2 separate regions of the Homo sapiens genome follow, and region 2 is linked to region 1. The links are chromatin loops, found by intact Hi-C in ENCODE. Cell type or tissue: pancreas. All regions are shown on one strand. Links, peaks and the distances in the headings refer to the core of each region. The heading gives the core; the rest is flanking DNA.

Region 1 (10,542 bases), core at 1,100-9,099:
GAGGCACTATTCTTTCTTCTTTTATAAAGTAATGACAAATAGAAAATTGGTTATAAAAATCACTTTGTGTGTATATTCATGTGAACTGGGGTGGTCACATATTGGGGTTCCAGACAGAATTCTCTGAAGTCTTCTAAAACTGACTATAAGTATTCATTTAGAATGAGCCAATTCCCAATGAATTCATAAAGCTGTTTTGGGGTGTTTTGGAGGTGTTTTGGGGAATATAAAAGGAATAGGAGAAGGTAGGAAGGAAAGAGAAGAGGCTTTATAAAAAATTAAATAATTAAAATCTTTTTTATTAATTGATTTCTTGAAGATTTTGTATACATATTTTTTAAAACAAAATGTTTAACAAAATTGCATAATATATGCGTGTGTGTATACAGTATACAATATATAAAATACACTCACATTTACATATGCACACGCAGACCCCATACACACTTTAAAATCAGATGCAGATATCTATTGCTTGAATACTAAGAAAAATATTTCCTCAACTAGTGTCTCCAAACCTGCCCAAAGATCTGAATCACCCAGCACTCTTGTTAAAAATACAGTTTACCTGGGTTCCACTTCAGACCTACGGAATCAGAAGCCCTAGTAGAAATGCATCGTAATTTGTGTTTTAAACAAAGATCCTGGGTGATTCTTGTCATCAGGAAGTTTGGAGAACACTGACCTAAACTGTATTTATTTGCTGTACTTAGTGCTGGTATAGCACTACAGTCCGGATAATTAAAACTGGGAAGTTTCTCTAAGATATTTTTATGCCATGGAGCAGTGTGCCAGTTGTCAGCTTCCTGCCTCTCCTCTTCAAATGTACCTTCTCTGCTCTGCTTTTGATACTGGAGCTGGACCCTGTAAACTTGTCTCCCTTCCTAGATGGCACAAGGTTAAGCTTTGAGCATTTTTGACTTGTGTTTTCTCTAATTTAACCCCTCTTATTTTCTTAAGAATCCATTAGGATGAGGTTCACCTTTGAAACTGTCTGTTCAAGGACCTCCACACTGCTAACTCTGAAAGCTGAGCCTCATGTTTTTATTTGACCATTGTCCATAGCATTTGACACAGTTGAGTGCTGCTTCTTCCTCGAGAGACTGTCTTTGGTTTTGAGAACACTGCTCTCTCCTCATGTCTCATGTTTCATGGCTCCAGCTGCCTTTGCTAGTTCCTCTTTTTTTTTTCCTGACCTCTGAATGTCAGCATGATCTAGGACTCAGTCCTTGAACCTCTTCTCTTTTCTGCCTACACTTATGCCTTTGATGATGAAATCTAATTGCATGGCTCTGAGTACCATCAGCAACCTGAAGATTCTAAAATGCGAGTCTCCAGCTCGACCTCTCTCCTACATTCTAACTCCTGTTTGATATTTCCACTTGGATGTCTAACAAGAATATCACACTTTACATGCTCCAAACTTAACTATGTGTCTTCCCCAGATCTGTTCTTCTTCTAGTATTCCTCTTCTCAATTACACGAAACTTTAAAGCTTCTAGTTGCTCAGGCCAAAAATCTTGTCTCCTCACTCTTCTGCCATCCATCCAATCCATTTTCAAAACCTGTTGGCTTGATCTTCAGAAAACGCTCAGAATCTGATTACTTTTCATCACCTCCACTGCTAACATTTTCATCCAAGCCAACATGATGTTTTGTCTGCATTATACAGGAACCTTCTCTATCAGGATAGCCTGGGTTATGTTGTAATCAAAATGGCCCCCCAAATCTCAGTGACTCCAAACCACATGTTCTCTCTCTCTGGCATGATCATCATTGATTTACTCCCTGACATCTTCTGTCCAGGCTCTGGCTCATGGAGAAGCTGTAGACTAGAACATTGCTAGACGACCATGTGGTTAATGGAAAACAGGGCATAGTGAAGGATATAGTGCTCTGAACACTCTGTCTGGACATCAAACATGTCCCCTCTGCTCCCATTTCATTGATGAAAGCATGGACATGCCCGATTTCAGCATGACAGGGAGGTATGGGTGATCCTTGTTAGTCACGGTAGTTATATTCTACAAGGTTGTAGCAGACATTGAGTTAGCAAATTCTGAACCACTGCTCCTATGCTAGGAAATACAGGATTATGTTCCTGTGAGCTTCTGGCTGAAACATTTTTGTCAACTGAGATGCCACCCTGTTAGGTAGATTTATTTGCCAACTTCCTTGTAAAACAAGCCAGCCTCACTGATGTTCAAAACCTGCTCTTCCATACAACCCTTTTCCTGCATAATACTTAGCAGGCATTTTTAAAAATATGTATTGAGGGAGTAGAAAAGATATCAGCCTTACCCTGGGACTGAGTCAATGGCAACTTCTTGTTCCACAGGGTTAGGGAAGACTATGAGGAAATTAAAGTTGTTTGGAAAAATCCAGGTGGCATTGCTTTGTATGTTGTGATGGGGAGAGGGGTGAAGTGCAAAAGCCCCTCACACCCTCCATCTCACCTCAGACTGTGTCCTGGAACCCTGGGCAGAGAAGCCCCACTCACACTCCTGCCTCTTGGGATTACTGGTGGCCATGTAGTGATGGAGAATGACAAGTAAGAAGAGCAAGCCGCCTGGCATGTTGGTGAAGATGGCGAGCTGCACTGTTGTGGTTGTCTCGGTCAGCTCTGCTGGGCACTGACACTGTCTGAGCACACATTGGAGGCAGGATACCTGGAAAGCATCTTTGTAGGCCAACTGAGTCCCAAGGGGGCACTTCAACCTCGTAGCCCAATCAGAGTGGCCTTTCCAGCCCTGCTACCTCACCTGCTCCGGCAGAGGTTTTAAAAATTCTTCCTCAGCCTCTTGATCGCAGACCGTACCTCAGCTGTAAGTTCAACATCTCACGTCATCTGGCCTTTTGAATGAAATGAGTGAGCCAACCAGTAGCTGAGAAAGCTTTAACGTTTTCTTTGTCCTAAGGAACATAACATAAATGTCTTTGGCTTTCAGCCTCGAAACAATGCTGTCCACATGCTTTTTAAATCAGTGGTTATCTCATCAATCCATGTTTTCCATAGTGATATGGTTTGGCTCTGTGTCCCCACCCAAATCTCATATTGAATTGTAATCCCTTCATTACAATTCATACAACCCTTTTCCTGCATAATACTTAGCAGGCATTTTTTAAAATATATATTGAGGGAGTAGAAAAGATATCGGCCTTACCCTGGGACTGGTCAATGGCAGCTTCTTTTTCCACAGGGTTAGGGAAGACTGAGGAAATAAAAGTTGTTTGGAAAAATTGTTGAGGGAGGGATCTGGTGGGAGGTAATTGAATCATAGGGGCAGTTTCTTCCATGCAGTTCTTATGACAGTAGTGAGTTCTCAAGAGATGTGGTGGTTTAAAAGTGTGGCATTTCCTCCTGCCCCACTTCCTGCCACCATGTAAGAGGTACCTTGCTTCCTCTTAGCCTTCCACCATGATTGTAAGTTTCCTGAGGCCTCCCCAGCCACATGGAAATGGGAGTCAATTAAACCTCTTTTCTTTATAAATTACCCAGTCTCAGGTAGTTCTTTATAGCAGTGTGAAAATGAACTAATACACATAGGTTTATAATACACTGTAGACATAACTCCAGCACTTTCTGGAGTGCCCTTGTATACAGACTGATGAATTTCCACTGCCTTTTCCTGGATGTACCATACTGTTGATTCATTAATATTGAAGTCATGGCCAACAGCACTGAACTCATGCCTGAGTGAAGTTTCTCTGTGTGTTTTCTCCGTAAGGGCACATCATAGTCTTCTTGTGCTTAGGAACGCTAGGCAGCACTTCTATTTGGGGGCCATTTTAAACAGCACTATTACCAACAAAATGTGCAAAAAACATGCCAAAAAAAAAAGCTTGGCATTAAATAGAACCTGAAAAATATGTGGATTGTTTTCCTACTTTCCTTTTTGGATAGCTTGTTGTGAGCGTATAGGAATGCAACTGTGGTTGCCATGAAGCTTGCATATGAGCCTCAGAGCTGTAATAGCCCATTTTGAGATTACAACTTAAGTTGGATTGCATGTGAAAGCTCTACATGTTTACTCCCCCTACCTTACGTTATTGATATCAGAGTGTATTTTTATATTGTGTACCTATGAACAAGGTTTTGTGGTTACAGTTATTCTTAATAGTTTTGACTTTTAACTTTAATACTAGAGTTAAAAGTGGTTTACACAGGGCCCTGTGATGGAGAATTAAACTCAGATCACACCTGGGATTCAGACAGGCATTGCTGCATTTGCGGCACTAACATAAGTGAAGGAAAAAGAGTGATGATGGGCAGCAGGTGGTCTACTATGGAGCTAGAAGGGAAAGGGGAGAACCAGTCTTGCAGGTTACATTGAGCCTTGCTCAGAGTGGAGGCGGTGGGTGGGGGTGATTTGGCCCATGGATCCCTGATGTGTGCTCATGTTGAAGAGTGGGATTCCTCCACTGTCCTGTCCTGTCAGGGTAGCCAAGGAAGGGCTTCTGCTTCCAGTGGGAATGAGACATGATGACCTTTACAGTTCCTTCTAACTTTCAGAGGTTGCACACTGCAGTAGTAAAGTGCACAGAGTGGAGCTAGCCTGGATGGGTTTGAGTCCTGGCTCTCTCACCTGTCAGCTCTGTGACTTGGGGCCAGTGACTTAACCTCTCTGTGCCTCAGTTTCCTCATCTAGAAAAAAATAGAGATGCTAATCCAACAATAAGACCAATTCCATGGGGATGCTGCAAAAATTAAATGACTTTGTATAAAGTATTTAGAACTATCCCTAGCACATCATGAGAGCCAGAAAAGTGTTTGCCTTTTTGCTTAAATGGCTGTGATATTTAAAACTGGCCACAATTGATAGTTAACTGCAAATCTACATATTGTAAAGAAGCATGCTGTCCTGATAGTAAACTTTTAAAACACATGTTCAGTTTTATAATTATAATTCCACTATAGTTATCATAAGCAGAAGTACACATTTCTTTATTCTTTTATTGATATAAAATTTGATTCAATATTTATTTTGTGTATATGATTAAATCCTAGAAAATGCGTCTTGAAAGCAATGCGTTTAGATTGGCTTTGCAATAGTGCCACCTTCTGGTTGAATTCCTTCTTTACAAGCCCGTATCTTGTCTAGACTCATCCTACTGCGCTTGGTAAATTGTGATTTTGTTCTAGGAGATACCTGAGTGAGGCATGGTAAACCGGTCCCAGCAGACCACTCCCTGAAGATGTTGGCTTGATATGTGCTGGAAGATGAAAAAGCATACAGAATGCAGGACAACATAAAGAAAATAGAACCGAGAAGTTATGCTAAGTATATAAACAAACCAAGAGTATGGATTGGAATGCTGTTTTCTTTGGACAGATCAATGTTCTTTTGGAAAGATAGAATGAAGCTGAATAAGTTGCAGAAAAGGTCAAATAAAATGATTGTGTCCAAAAGACTAGGGTTTTTCTACAGTTTGGAACAAACAGACAGAGGCAATGCAGTGTTTAATGACTGTTCTGAAAAAATAATTATGATATTGTGGGGCGAAGGAGACTCTCACAGCCAAAAGTTATGAAAGAGAGCCACACTCTACAAATTATAGCAAATTTGGGGACATATTAGGGTGAAGGGAGATGGAAAATAAAGTACGAACATACTATATAGTAGGTATATTACCTATATGATCTAAATTTAGTTGTCTAGACAACCACGCCTTACAATTGGTCTTATCATCCTTTCAGACATCAGAAAACAGAAGCTCAAAAAGTTAGTATGTTGCCGGGCGCCGTGGCTCACGCCTGTAATCCCAACACTTTGGGAGGCTAAGGCGGGCAGATCACCCGAGGTCAGGAGTTCGAGACCAGCCTGGCAAAACCCTGTCTCTACTAAAAATACAAAAATTAGCTGGGTGTGGTGGTGGGCACCTGTAATCCCAGCTACCCCAGAGGCTGAGGCAGGGAGAACTGCTTGAACCTGGGAGGCGGAGGTTGCAGTGAGCTAAAATTGCACCACTACACTACAGCCTGGGCAACAGAGTGAGACTCTGTCTCGGGGGGCAGGGCAGGGGGAAGTTAAGTATCTTGGTCAATTTCATAGAATAGCTGACAACTGTCTCTGATTCCAAAGGCTATGCTAATGCTAATGTACCATATGTTCCCCCCATTTTCATTTTATTCTAATTAAATAATTTATTTATTTATTTTGAGACAAGGTCTTGCTGTGTTGCCCAGGCTGGAGTTCAGTGGTGCGATCCTAGCTCACTGCACCTTCAAACTACTAAGCTCAAATGATCCTCATGCTTTGGCCTCCCAAGTAGCTGGGACCACGCCAACACGCCTGGTTAATTTATTTTATTTTATTTTTTGAGACAGGGGTCTCGCTTTGTTGCCCATGCTGGTCTCAAACTCCTGGCTTCAAGTGATCCTCCCACCTTGGCATCCCAAAGTGTTGGGATTACAGGCTGAGCCACCATGCCCGACCTATTTTACTATTATTTTTTAATTTTTAGAGAAAGAAGAAAAAAGAGGTAATATGAGCTAATATTCTTTCAGCATTTACTTTGTACCATGCACTATACTAAATTCTTTTACACTTGTGGTCTCAGTTACATTTATTTATTTATTTATGGAGACAGGGTCTTACTCTGTTGCCCAGACTGGAGTGCAGTGGCACCATCTGGGCTCATTGCAATCTCCACCTTCTGGGTTCCAGTGATTCTCCCATTTCAGCCTCCTGAGTAGCTGGGACTGCAGGCACACACCAAAATGCCCAGCAAATTAAATTTTTTTTTTTTTTTTTTTTTTTTTTTGTGGAGACAAGGTCTCACTATATTGCCCTGGCTGGTCTCAAACTCCTGCTCAAGCAATCCTTCTGTCTTGGCCTCCCAAAGTGCTGGGATTACAGGCATGAGTCACCACACCTGACTCCCTCAATTACTTTTAAAGTTATTTATTCAGTTTCTTTTCCTCCTTGCCTGTAGCCAAAATCCTCACTCCCATCCTCACAGGGTGCAGTTCTAAGGAGTGCAGTGCACACTCTTTTGCATGTATGTGCTACTGGCAAAATGTGTATTGCTGTTGTATGTGCCTTTATTCTAACTTATGTTTGTTGTATTGTCTTATTTTGTTTCTTTCTTTGTTCACTCAACACTGTTTTCAAAATCTCTATGTGTTGTCCTGTGTACACCATCCAACTACCTCCAACAGCTGGCTAGTGCTCTATTATGTGCTTGCGGCCTGGTTTACCCCTCCATTTCCCAGGGATGGCAGAGCAAGGACCGTCTCCGCTTATGCTTCGTACAGAGCTGGGTGAGAATTCCTATGAGAGTCACCCAGGATCCATCCTTGGTAGGCCACAGTGAACAGTCTACCTGCATTTCGACAGGGACCTGTCTGACTCCTCCCCAGAATGGCTGCTGAGAATCGGGCCAAGGCTCACCAGCAGCACAGGCAACCCTATCTCTGTCTCTCTGCTAGCAGTGGAATTATCCAGTTTTCTAAGTTCTTCCTGTCTGATTAGTCTAAAATGAAACCTCATCATTGCTTGAATTTGCAATTCTGATATCCAACGTATTTGAAACGCTCTTGATAAATGTAGTGGCACTTTGTTTCCTAGTCAGATCTTTTGTCCATTTGACTTGTTCTTTTTGATTTGCAGGAGAGTGTCACATAAGGTTCTATTATTCTCATTTTTAGAGATGCAAGAATTTACTCTCAGTGAGGTTCAGTGACTCGTCCAAGGACATCAGAGTAAGCAGTGAAGCAAATGTTTGAATCCAGAGTCATGCCTCTGAAAGCTGGATATTAGGGAACAATTTGGTGAATTATCTATTAACCTTAATCTTGTCTTTCTTAACCTTGTCCATCAGGTTAAAAAAACTTCAGCATTTTGATTGTTGAGAAAGAAGATGGCTCAAAACAAAAGAGTGAATTTGTCTTTGATATATTTGATATCTCCTTTCCTTTCTCTCTCTCTCCCACATTCTTCTTTAGGAAATAGTTTATTTTTCATAAACTAAAACCAAAAGAAGATTAATCACCCCACAATTCTATCAGTGCTAGATAAGTACTATGTTATGTCAAGTGCCAGCCTCCCTTACCTTGAAAATATGTATAAGGGGTCGTGCGTGGTGGCTCATGCCTATACTCCTAGCACTTTGGGAAGCTGAGGCGGGCAGATCACCTGAGGTCAGGAGTTCCAGACCAGCCTGGCCAACATGGTGAAATCCCATCTCTACTAAAAATATAAAAATTAGCCAGGCATGGTGGCATGTGCCTGCCATCCCAGCTACCTGGGAGGCTGAGGCGGGGGAATCACTGGAACTCGGGAGGTGGAGGCTGCAGTGAGCTGAGATCGCCCAACTGCACTCCAGCCTGGGTGACAGAGCGAGACTCCATCTTAAAAAAAAAAAAAAATATGTATAAGGTGTCTAGGATGTGCCATCTCCTGTTCTAGAAACCATGAGAAACAAAGAACACAAAATTTCAGTTAGACTGGAGGAATAAGTTCAAGAGATCTGTTGTACATCATGGTAAATATAGTTAATAACAATATGTTGTATACTTGCAAATTGCTAAGAGAGGAGATTTTAAATGCTTTCACCATAAAAAGATAAGTATGTGAGTTAATGCATAGGCTAAATAGCTTGATTTAGCCATTACTCAATGTACACTTATATCAAAACAGCATGTTGTATACCATATAGATGCACACACAATTTTTACTTGTCAATGAAAAAGAAAGACCACTTTCCAAAAAAGGTATTTAAAATTAAGTAATCCAGTAAAGGAAACAGAATTTTAAAGGCATCATAATATTCTAAAGAAAATTTAAGGTCTAGTTTGGAAAGTGTTATCTTTGTAAATATTATGGTAGTGATAGTTTATAATTCTGTTTCTCTACTTTTCACTTACTGATGTGTCCTGGATTCATATTTCATTGAAATGTATTGATTATATTATAGAAACTATTAATTCAGACTTTTTTATCTTTATTTAAATGGTAAACAAAACTTTGAAAAAATCAGGCTCCTCTAAGAGCTAGGAATATGTTTCATTGCTAATAACAGAGATCTGAAATAACAGTGGCTTAAGCAAAATAAAGGCTTATTTTTCTTTCCTAAAACATTATGGAAGGCCGGGCATGGTGGCTCATGCTTTTAATCCTAGCACTTTGGGAGGCCTAGGCAGGCAGATTGCTTGAGCCCAGGAGTTCAAGACCAGCCTGGGCAACATGGTGAAACCCTGTCTCTACAAAAAATACAAATAATTAGCTGGGCATGGTGGCACACACCTGTAGTCCCAGCTACCTGGGAGGCTGAGGTAGGAGGATCACCTGAGCGTGGGAGGTCAAGGCTGCAATCAGCTGTGGTCATGCCACTGCACTCTAGCCTGGGTGACAGAGTGAAATCCTGTCTCAAAAATAAAAATAAAATAAAATAAAATGTCACAGTCAGATGTAGTCAGTTCTCATTGGCATGCTGGTATCAGAGAGCCAGGCTCCTTCTGCATTTCTGCTTTGCACCTGGATTTTCATCCTTAGGGTTTCTTCCTGGGTGACAGAGGCCACTGGGGTTCTAGCCTTTTATATCCATGTTTTAAGAAGGAAGAAAGAAGAAGAGGGGGGGACAAAATGGATGTATCTGCCAGTTGAGTAAATATTTTAAAATAACTTTCTATTTCTTACACGGTGCTGAACTTCTCTGTCTACAGGGGAGCCTGGGAGATGTTTAGCTGCTTTCACTGCCACAATACAGAGGTTGTTTAATAAGAAGGAAAAAGAACTATTGGGTAGGCAACTAGCAGTATCTGGCACAGCTCCTAACTATCTTTTATTCAGTACAAGATCACCCACTGTGAATGTGTACTTAAATATACTGAATAACACCTTAAGAAATAACAATTTTAGGCCTGGGCACCATGGCTCATGCCTATAATCCCAACACTTTGGGAGGCTGAGACAAGAGGATCGCTTGAGCCCAGGAGTTCGTGACCAGCCTGGGCAACATAATGAGACCTTATCTCTACAAAAATAAAAAATAAAATAAGAAAACAAAATTGGCTGGGCATGGTGGCTTGTGCCTGTAGTCCCAGCTACTCAGGAGGCTGAGGAGGGAAGATTGCTTGAGCCCAGGAAGCAGAGGTTGAAGTGTGCTGAAATTATGCCACTGCATTCCAGCTTGGGTGACAGAGTGAGACACCGTCTCAAACAAAACAAACAAACAAAATTTAAAGTTCCAGGTATTAAAAAGAAATGTTCAAACCTATAAAAAAATCTCTCCTCTTACTACCTGATCTCAAAATCTACCAAACTGTAACAATCAAAACAGCATGGTACAATCAAAAGCAGACATATAGGCCAATGGAACAGCATAAATAGCCCAGAAATAAATTCACTCATTTATGGTCAACTGATCTTTGACAAAGTTGCCAAGCACACACAAGAAAGGGAAGACTAGTGTCTTTAGTAAAGGACGTTGGGACAACTGGATATCCACATGCAGGAGAATGAAACTAAACTCTAATGTCACACCACATAGAAAAATCAACTCAATATGGATTAAAGAGTTAAATAGACAAATGGGATT
Region 2 (10,542 bases), core at 1-8,000, 280 kb before region 1:
CCAACAGGGAACAAAGAACAATTGGCTTTTTTCATTGATGGTAGTTTCATATTATAAAAGGTGAATAACAAGAAAAACTACAGCTTCCTTTTAAAAAAATAATCTTCGAAAGAGTTGGGCAAAAAAAAATCATGAATACTATGGCCAGGTGCGGTGGCTCATGCCTGTAATCCTAGCACTTTGGGAGGCCGAGATGGGTGGACCACCGGAGGTCAGGAGTTCGAGACCAGCCTGGCCAACGTGGTGAAACCCTGTCTCTACTAAAAATACAAAAATTAGCCGGGTGTGATGGCAGGCACCTGTAATCCCAGCTACCCAGGAGACTGAGGCAGGAGAATCACTTGAACCGGGGAGGCAGAGGTTGCAGTGAGCCGAGATTGTGCCATTGCACTCCAGCCTGAGGGACAAGAGCGAGACTTCCCCTCAAAAAAAAAAAAAAAAAAATCATGAATACTGTTTATGATTTAATCATTATTCAATAAACATGTATTGAGCATGTAATGCATAGCAGTCACTATGACATCTGATTATGGCTTAACAATCTTCTAGAATGTAGGTAAATATGCAAGTGAAGTGTCCTGCACAACCTTATCCCATAAAAGACACAATAAATCACAGTAATCACAGTTATTAACAGTAATACTTAACATTATAAGGCATTTCCCATGGAGGGCATTTTTCTAAGTGCTTTTACATATAATACCTCATTTTATTCTCACAATCATCCTATGAAACAGATATCACCTCCATTTTATAAATGAAGAAATTGGGACTTAAATAGGTTAGGTAACCTCCCTAGAGTCACAGGGCTAATAAGTGGTAGATCTGGGATCAAAAGCATGTCAATTTACTACAATTGATTCTATTAACATAGTAGACAGCCCCCTCATCCTTGGGGTATGTTCCAAGACCCCCAGAGGATGCCTGAAACTGCAGAAGTACCAAACCTGATTGTCATCAATCAGAACATGTTTCTCTTCATGTCTTCCACCCCAAAATGTAATGGCTTTTCCATCCTAACTGAGCACTTATCACACGCTGAGGTCATGACTTTTGCAGTTTATGGTACGGCAGCAAAACTAGCACCAATTTCTTTTCGCTTCTTCACAATATCACAGATAGAAAAGTCATTTTTATGCAGATCTAAGCAACCTCAGCCAGAATACGATTTTTTTCTTTCCTTATTAATTCAAGAACTTTCACCTTTTCATTTAAAGGAGGCACTTTACAGCTTCTCTTTGGCATATTCAAATTGCCAGCATCATACTCTTGCACTGTTGTGCCATCATTAAGTCAAATAAGAGTGACTTGAGGAGAAGCACTGCAATATCGCGACAGTTGATCTGATCACCGCGACAGCTACTCAGTGATTAACAGGCAGGAAGCATCTACAGCACGGAGATGCTAGACAAAGGGAGGATTCACGTTCCAGGCAAGATGGAGCAGGAGGGTGTGAGATTTCATCACTCTACTCAGAATGGTGTGCAACTTAAAACTTATGAATTGTTTATTTCTGAAAGTTTCCATTTAATATTTTCAGACCACAGTTTACCACAGGTCACTGAAAACTGCAAACCGTGAGTAAAGTGGAACTATGGTATTATGATTATTACTACTGCTATTATTACCTACCATCACTACTATTATCAATATTACATTTGCACGACATACAGATCACACAAAGGCCCAACATGGATGACTTAGAACATCTCTATCAAAATTACAGATCCAGTAAGCTGCTACTCCACACCACCCTACAGTCCACCACTTCCAGAGACTTCATGGTTGCAGAAAGAAAATAAAGAACAGTAAATCATTAGGGACTGTCTCTCTTTCTCCCATTTCTTCCTGTTATTGTTTACACAACCAAAATTCTACTTCCTCAACTGCCAGCCAGAGATCCTTTCATACTCAAGAAATAAAATGCCTGATAGACAGACTGAGCCTGGATTTTTCTCCTGAAATAAAAATCAATTTACTTCTGTCCTTTGTATATCCAAAGACCCAAGAATGTCACTTCTGTGCACCTTAGTGTGTGCTACTGCACATTCTTTGTGGAAAAAACAGGGAGTGATGAGAAAAGAAATTTACCCTTCCTTTTTCATATTTCTGCTATCAATTTAAGCAATATTCAAAAATTGTAGAAAATAAAAAAACACTCCATCTATGCACTAAGGTCGATGATGCTGCAAAATTTCGATTCTGTCCTATAGTGGGTGAATGGAGAACTACGGTAGAAATAACAGGTAGCAGCAACAGAAAGAGAAAAAGAACTCACTCACTGGCAACTAAGACAGGGAGTCATCAATAGTAACATGAATTAAGTATCAATGGCAGCATGATCAGGAGACACATTTGCTAGCACCCAACTGCACATACCACCTCCACTCTAGCTTTCTGGGCCTGCCAAGCTACAAGATGTTCCAAGGTGAAGAAGCCCCATTCGCACTGTCCAGGAAGAGGGCAAGGGAATGTGGAGAGCCAATGGCATCTCTAGGGCTGCAGCAGAGGAAGATATACCTGGAATTTCAATTTAGAACTTATTTTTCCATTGTGATTAGATTCTATATGACTATTAGTTTTTATAGACAATGTATATTATAGGTTACAATAACTTTTATGACCTAACCTAAGAATTGAGTCAGTAAGCATCTACTGGACACATACCATGTGAAAAATACTGAGCTAGACACTGAAAATACAGAGGTGAGCAAGATAAGCGTGTTTTGGAACTAAGAACTATGAAGTGATATTACAGGGTGCTGTGAGAACAAAGACCAGGAAAAAAGACCTAGTCTCGGGTCAAAAGTCAAGAAAAACTTCTTAGAGTAAATGTCTATAGGCTCAAACGTATAAATATACGATGCTTCTTAGAATCTGAGATGTAGAAATGCTGTTTACTGTTAACTGAGATATCGTGTAAGTATTGCTTATCAATTTTCTCTTCTTTCTAATAAAAAGTTTTGCTGAAGTTCTTAATTCTAAGCATGAATGTACTGTTGCATATTTCACCTCTGGCATTGCTTCAAATAATGTTCTTCTGCGCTTGGTGAACTCTTTCATATCAGTCAAGATTTCATGCTTTACTTCAGGGGGCAGGCTGCTGAAGTCCTCAGACTCAATATCTATCGCTTGAGGATTATGAAAGAACTCTTCCTGTAAAGATAAAATCACAGCACCATGAAATTTACATTTCATACACTTAGTTCTATTCAACATTAAGGATATGTATTATGTTTATATAATAAACACAGTTCTACATAATCAACAATTGGCTAAACACAGTTGCATATAATCTGTGACAGGCAACAAAGTGAGTAGGCAAATTAGGGAATGTAGCCATTCACTCTTTAATTCATTCAAAAGAAAAAAATACTTAGCAGGTACCTCTAAGGCACCAGGCACTGTTCTAGGTGCTAAGGTACTGTGAGATCGGATAAGGTGCCAGATAAGGTCCCTGCTCTTAGGAGCAGAGGAGAGAAGACAATAAATAAATAAATAAATGAACAAGATAATGGTAAAATAAAGCAGATTTATCTGATATGAGAGTGATTACATGAACAGAACGTGGAAAAAAAGATCTATTTGATAGATAAAGAAGACCCCACTAAAAAGAGGATGTGTGAGCAGGGACTTGGAAGATATCAAAGAGCCTCACTGAGGATAGAGCATTTCAGGCTGAGAGAACAGAAAATGCAAGAACCCAAGACAGAATGTGCCTTAGGAATTCAAGCAATATATATCATTCCCATAATTAAGTTAGTTTTATTTTGCTTATAACATAAGAAATGAAATTAAAAGAAATTCACAGAAGACATGGAAAAGTGTAAAACTTTTCTCAACTTTAACTCATTACCAAAAGTACTTTAAAATCCTTCATTAGTAAAAAAGATAAGCTAATACAACCTGATGTCCTGCATGTCTGTATGTTACATGTGTACGTACCAACCAGCAAACACGTAGGACAGACCTGTCACTGCGCTCAGCATTTCCTGTGCTTTCCCTCACTAATGCTCCCATCACCCCCATCAGGAAGGCATTGATATCAATTTCGTTTTACAAAAAAAAATAAAGCCTTGGAGAATTTAATCTGTGTAAGATCACACAGCTAGTGAACAGTGGAGCCTGGACTGAAACGCAGGTCTTTTTGACCACGAGGCCCATGGTCTTAACTAAGATTGCTCTCACTAGCTGCATTAATAGCACAGCACCTCCGCAACCTGAAGGATCTCGAGGTTTTAGCTCAAAAGTTTCTACCTGATAGAACAAAACCATATGAACAAACAAGAAACAGTGAATTTGGGAATCAAAAAATGCTATCTGTGACACTAAGAAACTTGAAAAATGTTTATGAAAAAAATGTATATATACAGCATAATCTCAATTTGTAAAAATGTTATTCATGAAAATATGTGTGGGACATTCTTCTTGTCTAACTCTCTGCCCCTTCCATAGGGCAGTAACTAGCTTCTGAGGAACAGGATGTAGTGGGAAGGATGCTGCACAACTTCCAAAGCTAGGTCAGAAAGGCAACAGGGCTTCTGCTTAGAACTTTCTCTTGGGATGCCCACACTGGGAATACAGTCATCATGCTGGGAAAATGCCCAGGCCACGTGGAGAGGCCACAAGTAGGTGCTCTGGTGCTGGCCGCATGGAAGACTGGCTGACAGCCAGCATCAACCACCGCCCATGGCAGCAAGGAAACCTCGTTAATCACTCCAGCCCCAGCTACAGACTGGCTGCATCTACACAAGAGACCCCAGAGAGAACTGCCTGTCTGAGCTCATCTACCCCTGGAACCCAGACAGATGACGATAACAAATGATGTTTTAACCACTAAGTTACACAGCGACAGATAACTAGAACATACACACATATGTGTACACATATATATGTACACATGCACATTTGATACATATATACAAATACACACACAGATATTCAACTATATGGGGCAGGCAAAGAATGGATGAAAATATATCAAACTGTTATTACAAGTTATTTATGAATGATATGTTTTCTATATTTTCTATGTAAGCACATATTACTATTGGTTGGTTGGTTGTAAAAGAAAAATAGCTTGTTTTGAATATATAGATGTGCATAATGGCAAATTCCATATATATATATATACACGTGTGTAGGTGAGTGTGTTTTAAATACATACATGTACACATATATATGCACAACCAAAAAGCCATCTGTCTTTACTTTTTATCAGGAACTTTCACAGTTTGATATACCTCATTAATATTCATTTTCATGTCATTCATTTCAAATAACAGAATACATTCTGAATTCAAAAATGATCTAAATACCTGTAATGCTTGTTTTTGATTCATTCTTTCTTGCCATTCTTTTTCATCTTCCTCTTCTGAACTGAAAGTCAAACATACTTTTACGATATCTATGATTTTTAAGGACCCCTTACAAAAATACTTGTATGCAAGGCTCTGCTCGTTATACGGGCTACAGTGGTGAATAAAACAGCAAGATCTGTGCCACTACTGGTCTCATGGTCTGGTGGGGGACACGTGTAAGTAAGCAATTAGAGTGGGATCTAATAACTTCCACCACAAGGGAAGGGCAGGTCACTAGAGATGCAATAGGGAGTCACCTCACCCAATTTAGGAGTCACAAAAGCTTTCCAGGATCTCCTGCAATTACACTGGTTGGAGTTAGCCACGAATTAATGAGTGTAGTTGTAGGGAGCGGGAAGGTTCATGGAGAAGAGTGTTCCAGGCAAAAGAACTAAGTTGTATGACCATATAGAAACAAGGAAAAGAAAGCCTGCCTGTGGATGATGTGAAGAAAGGCAGGGATAAGACTGGAAAGTGTAATTAAGGAGTTAAAGTTTTATCCTAAAGAAATGAGAAGCTAAGCTGCGTGTGGTGGCTCACGCCTGCAATCCCAGCACTTTGGGAGGCCGAGGCAGGTGGATCACTTGAGGTCAGGAGTTCGAGACCAGCCTGGACAACATGGTGAAACCTCGTCTCTACTAAAAATACAAAAAATTAGCCAGGTGTGGTGGCACGTGCCTGTAATCCCAGCTACTCCGGAGGCTGAGGCAGGAGAATCGCTTAAACCCAGGAGGCAGGGGTTGCAGTGAGCTGAGATTGTGCCACTGCACTCCAGTCTGGGCAACAGAGACTCCATCTCAAAAAAAAAAGAAAGAAAAAAATGAGAAGGAGAAGCTAGAAAGTGTTTTAAGTAAGGAAATGACAATATCAGATTTGGATTTTAAACAGACTATAACACAAAACAGAGATTGGGCTTGGTGGGAGGAACTATTACAAAAAGGGTATGATCAAAGACAAAGACAGAAAGAAGTTTAAAAGCTAATAATGTAACCTGGAGAAAAAATGACAGTGGTAGCAATGGAGACAAATAGAACTGAGCTGATACAAAAGCTAAGTTGTCTCTTGGGAACTCCTGGGAAAGGAAGAGGTGGAGGGAAGGACAGGGGACAAAGGCAAACTGCCAAGCTTCCGGTTCTCCACCTTCACTTCAAACACAGAAACCACCAACCATTAAGAGAGAGACAGAGGAAGAGGAGTCCACAGAGAGGCTGAGCAGAAAGCGCCAGAGAGATGCCGGGGGAGCGGGGCAGTGTGGCATGGTGTTTAGTGCAGAGAAGTCGAGCACACTAAGACGTGCAAAGCGTCTGCTAGATTTAGCAACAAGAATGTCATGGGTTGTGGTATTTTAGCATCATGGTGAGAGAGACCATACTGGATTGAAAAGCAGCTAGAGACAGCATGTGTAAGCAAAGTGTAAGCAAAACTAAAATTCATGCCTTGGAGAATTTAGAATCCACAGCCCTGGCAGAAGTTCTTTAGAATGAAGAGGAATAAGAATCATGAATCACCAAAACACAAAGAATAGTAAATAAAAAATTTAGTCTTTGAAAAATATTCTGAAAGGTATAGAGCATGCCTATTTCAGATGCATTAAGAAATGTTCACATGCCTTATCATGTAGATAACACATCAAGGTTTAAATGTGTCTGAATGTAGCAATGACTAAAATAATATTCTTAAATAGTTAAACATTTACCTGTGTTTTTCTTCCTCTTGTAAAGGAGGCAAAACATAGAGGTCGTTTTCTCTTCGAACTTGGGTAAGACTGGGTAGTGCTTCATCTCTGGAAAGTACACAAATCTTTAAACAGATTATGCAGACCCTGCTCAGGATGGTGAACAGGGACCTGACCTGGCTGCTCTCAGGCCACTGCTGTGGAAAATAAATGCAGCCGAGAGAAAGGAAGGAACCTTGGCGGGGCTGCTCACCTAGAGTCAAGAAGACCATAATCAAAGTAAAAAGTGTACATGACGCAACACGACAGCTTTTTTTTCTCATTAGCAAAGTTGATTCTCACAGAACGGAGAATTGCCACAACTCCAAATTACCAGGTCAAAATGGCAGCCTACTTGTCTCATTTCACTCTCTATTTTCTGTTGAGAGTCAAAATTAGATAGGGAAAGAGAATCGCAGGAAATCAAGACAAAAATCACTTTTTTAAAACTTCATCTCTAACACGACTATAATTTTCCTCTTGCCTTTTGCTTCTGAAGGCAGTTTTGATGGCTTGTCTTTTCAAAAATGTTTTCAGAAGCTTCTCTGTCGTTTTCCTGGAGTCACTGGACGCTAAGTCCTTTCTCTGCCTTCTCTTCACCTATGAGAAGAAAGGATGTAAGATCTCACTTCAGGATATTAGACCACTAGAAACATTGCTGTGATTTATTTTCCAGAGAATTTGGTTTGTCTGAGTTTTCAGACTATGGCTGCTTTAGCATTTCCTCCTAATTGCCATATCAGTGTATATCTTCAGGTTGCTGCTACGTAAAGGACACCCAGAGTTTCCATCTATTACTTAATGGGCTACTACACAATATATTTGGGAAACTTAATTTACTTTCAGTTTCTTTTAAATGTCTTTTAATATGCCCAAGAAGTGGAAAGCTTAAATGCTTCCCAAAAGAAATTATTTATTTATTCTATAAAATGTCACAGTGACACCAAAAACAATTTCTAATATTGCTTTTTATAAACATGCATTACTTACATGTAATTCTGCCCTTCAATATTCAAGATTATATATCATGAGAAATTCTAAAATGTATAGAAATATCTTGTAAGAAATGTTCAAGTAGTGACAAATGGATAGTCCCTGTGCTTATGGCTGAATATCGGATAAAAATAACCAAGATATTCTCTTTTCCTTTCTAATCCTTCCACAAAGTACCTGATTTACAGTATGCCTTGGGTAACTGAAAACTGCAACATTCAAGACTAGACACTCTTACTGAGGCAACAAAGGTCCCCCAGCATTTATAAATGCTTTTTATTTTTATCCTATATCCTTACTTTTATCCTATATCCTCATTTAGAGAGTATCTGGTATGATTACAAAGTCATCATTTCATTACTTTGGTATTTTCAACAAATAAAAGTCATATATCCAAATGGGTGCTGTCATTTGGACTGTTTAAACATTATTTTATGTCATTTTTTTAGAGATGGGGTCTCCCTGTGTTGCCCAGGCTGGACTTGGGCTCAAGCAATCCTCCTGCCCCCGGCCTTCCAAAAACATTTTTTAAAACTACTTCCAGAACAATAAAGCAGCAACTCATTCTGACTCTTCTATATCATGGTCAATTTCCTTCCTAGATAATCCACTTTAGTCACCACTTGGCACCACATAACATTGCTTACTCCTAAAATCCAATTCCCCTTAAAAGAAGGCTTGCTATCACGGAGGATACTTGATCTCAGATTCAGGGAGGCACTTCCCAAAAGAGGGTTTCCACAGTGTTCTGAGTGATGGCCGCATCCTTGAAATAAATATAAAACACCTAACAAGATCCTCTGAAGGGAAAACTCTCAACAGCAAGGTTTTTAGTAGTTAGTTTTATTTAAAAGTTAAATTTTATCATTGTACCCATGATGAACTCTCATAAAACTTTTTAAAAGAAAAATTAATTGTTCAAGATAAAAAAGTAGATGTAATTAAGTATGTGTCAAAATAAGTCTGTTTCTAAAATTCTAAAGAGAAAACAAAAATTTTATGTGAATTTTTCTAAGAATGCAGAAAGAAAAAAATTATTTGACACTTACTAAAAACTATACGACACTTACCAAAGTCTGTTTCTTCAATAGTGGAGCATCCCCATCAAACACAAAAATAGGACGAATTCGAAAAAATAAGAGTTTGCAGAGCCGATGAAACAAAGTGAGAAGATGAGGATTTTCTATTGAGTTCCCATGGCGATCCCGGACTCCTTTAAGTGCTTGGTTTAACCAAATGCTAATATCTGGGAGAATTGTTAATGGAAAAAACTCCGGGATTTTTCTCTTCATCCTCACAACTTCAATTTCCTAATAACTGATATTATCCAAACGTTGAACACTAAATACTTATCACTATTCATTTAAAATTGAAAAACATTTAGCTCTCATGGGATCTACCTAAAGTCAGTTAACTTTTAGTTGAACTCTTGTTACCCCTATTCACATACTGCATTTTAAAATCATACAAAGACAGACATATCCTTTTAAGAAGTCTCATTGCAAAGAATTGCTTCTTTAAAAAAAAATAAGTGATTGCTAAAGAATTTTCATGAATTAGCACAAATTTTCTGGAGGACAATTTGACAATTCATAGTGAAAAAAACTTTTTAAAACTTTGCAGTCTATTTTACCACTTCCAGACATTGATCCTCAGAAAATCATCATGGATATATAATGAGAGTTATTTACAGAATGCTTGTTTATAATAATGAAAATATAAAAATCAACTTAAAAGTTTTCCAGCAGGTCTTTTTAAAAAACTAATCATAGGCCGGGCGCGGTGGCTCACACCTGTAATCCCAGCACTTTGGGAGGCCGAGGCAGGTGGATCACGAGATCAAGAGATCGAGACCATCCTGGCCAACATGGTGAAACCCCATCTCTACTAAAAATACAAAAATTGGCTGGGCATGGTGGTGCGCACCTGTAGTCCCAGCTACTCAGGAGGCTGAGGCAGGAGAATCGCTTGAACCCAGGAGGCAGAGGTTGCAGTGAGCCGAGATCGCGCCACTGCACTCCAGCCTGGTGACAGAGCAAGACTCCGTCTCAAAAAAGAAAAACTAATTATGGCAGACCTATTTGCTGGAATACCAAAAAGCCCTTAAAAATGGAAGTTGCAGGAGCATGTGTGATAAGGAAGATAGTCATTAAATATTATTAAAGATAGTAAAACAGGCTATAAAACCATATAAAGTATAACTCCATTTTCTGATACAGTATATATGTTAAATATAAAAAACTAGTTCACATACCAAAATATTAAAGTAGATATTATGTCTGCTGAGACTAAAGATAACTTATATTTTCATCTTGAAGTTTTCTTATATTTTTAAACTTTTCTAAAAAGTGCTTCTCAAAAAATGTTATATTTGTCCAAAAGAAAGAGTGACACCGCGCTCTGCTGGTTTTCCTGCTCTCAGACTCTTTGCCAGCTCCTGTAACACTGTTAAAGTATTCACTTCATCAGTGATCT

The links. Peaks named below come from ENCODE experiments on the same cell type or tissue, not always from the same donor. Only the 100,000 strongest peaks of a DNase experiment are listed, where the experiment ranks them.
Region 2: it touches region 1 in a loop (4-fold over the local background); 98 of 110 quality-filtered maps call a loop at or near these places.

What each region holds. Positions count from the first base shown.
Region 1 is chr13:102,575,276-102,585,817 of GRCh38, reverse strand. No RefSeq gene overlaps it. Among named protein-coding and RNA genes, the nearest start is that of TPP2, 16 kb to the left of the region's middle. RefSeq lists an enhancer at 1,249-1,348. In pancreas, for the core only: a CTCF peak has its summit at 5,060 (motif pointing left); no DNase peak of the experiment used is centred there.
Region 2 is chr13:102,850,889-102,861,430 of GRCh38, reverse strand. It overlaps BIVM-ERCC5 (BIVM-ERCC5 readthrough), which reads right to left. Exons shown (of 23, transcript NM_001204425.2): 10 at 9,138-9,313; 11 at 7,559-7,674; 12 at 7,057-7,143; 13 at 5,319-5,379; 14 at 3,013-3,156. ERCC5 (ERCC excision repair 5, endonuclease) reads right to left here. Exons shown (of 15, transcript NM_000123.4): 2 at 9,138-9,313; 3 at 7,559-7,674; 4 at 7,057-7,143; 5 at 5,319-5,379; 6 at 3,013-3,156. Among named protein-coding and RNA genes, the nearest start is that of ERCC5, 10 kb to the right of the region's middle. In pancreas, for the core only: no CTCF peak of the experiment used is centred there; a DNase peak (open chromatin) is centred at 4,650.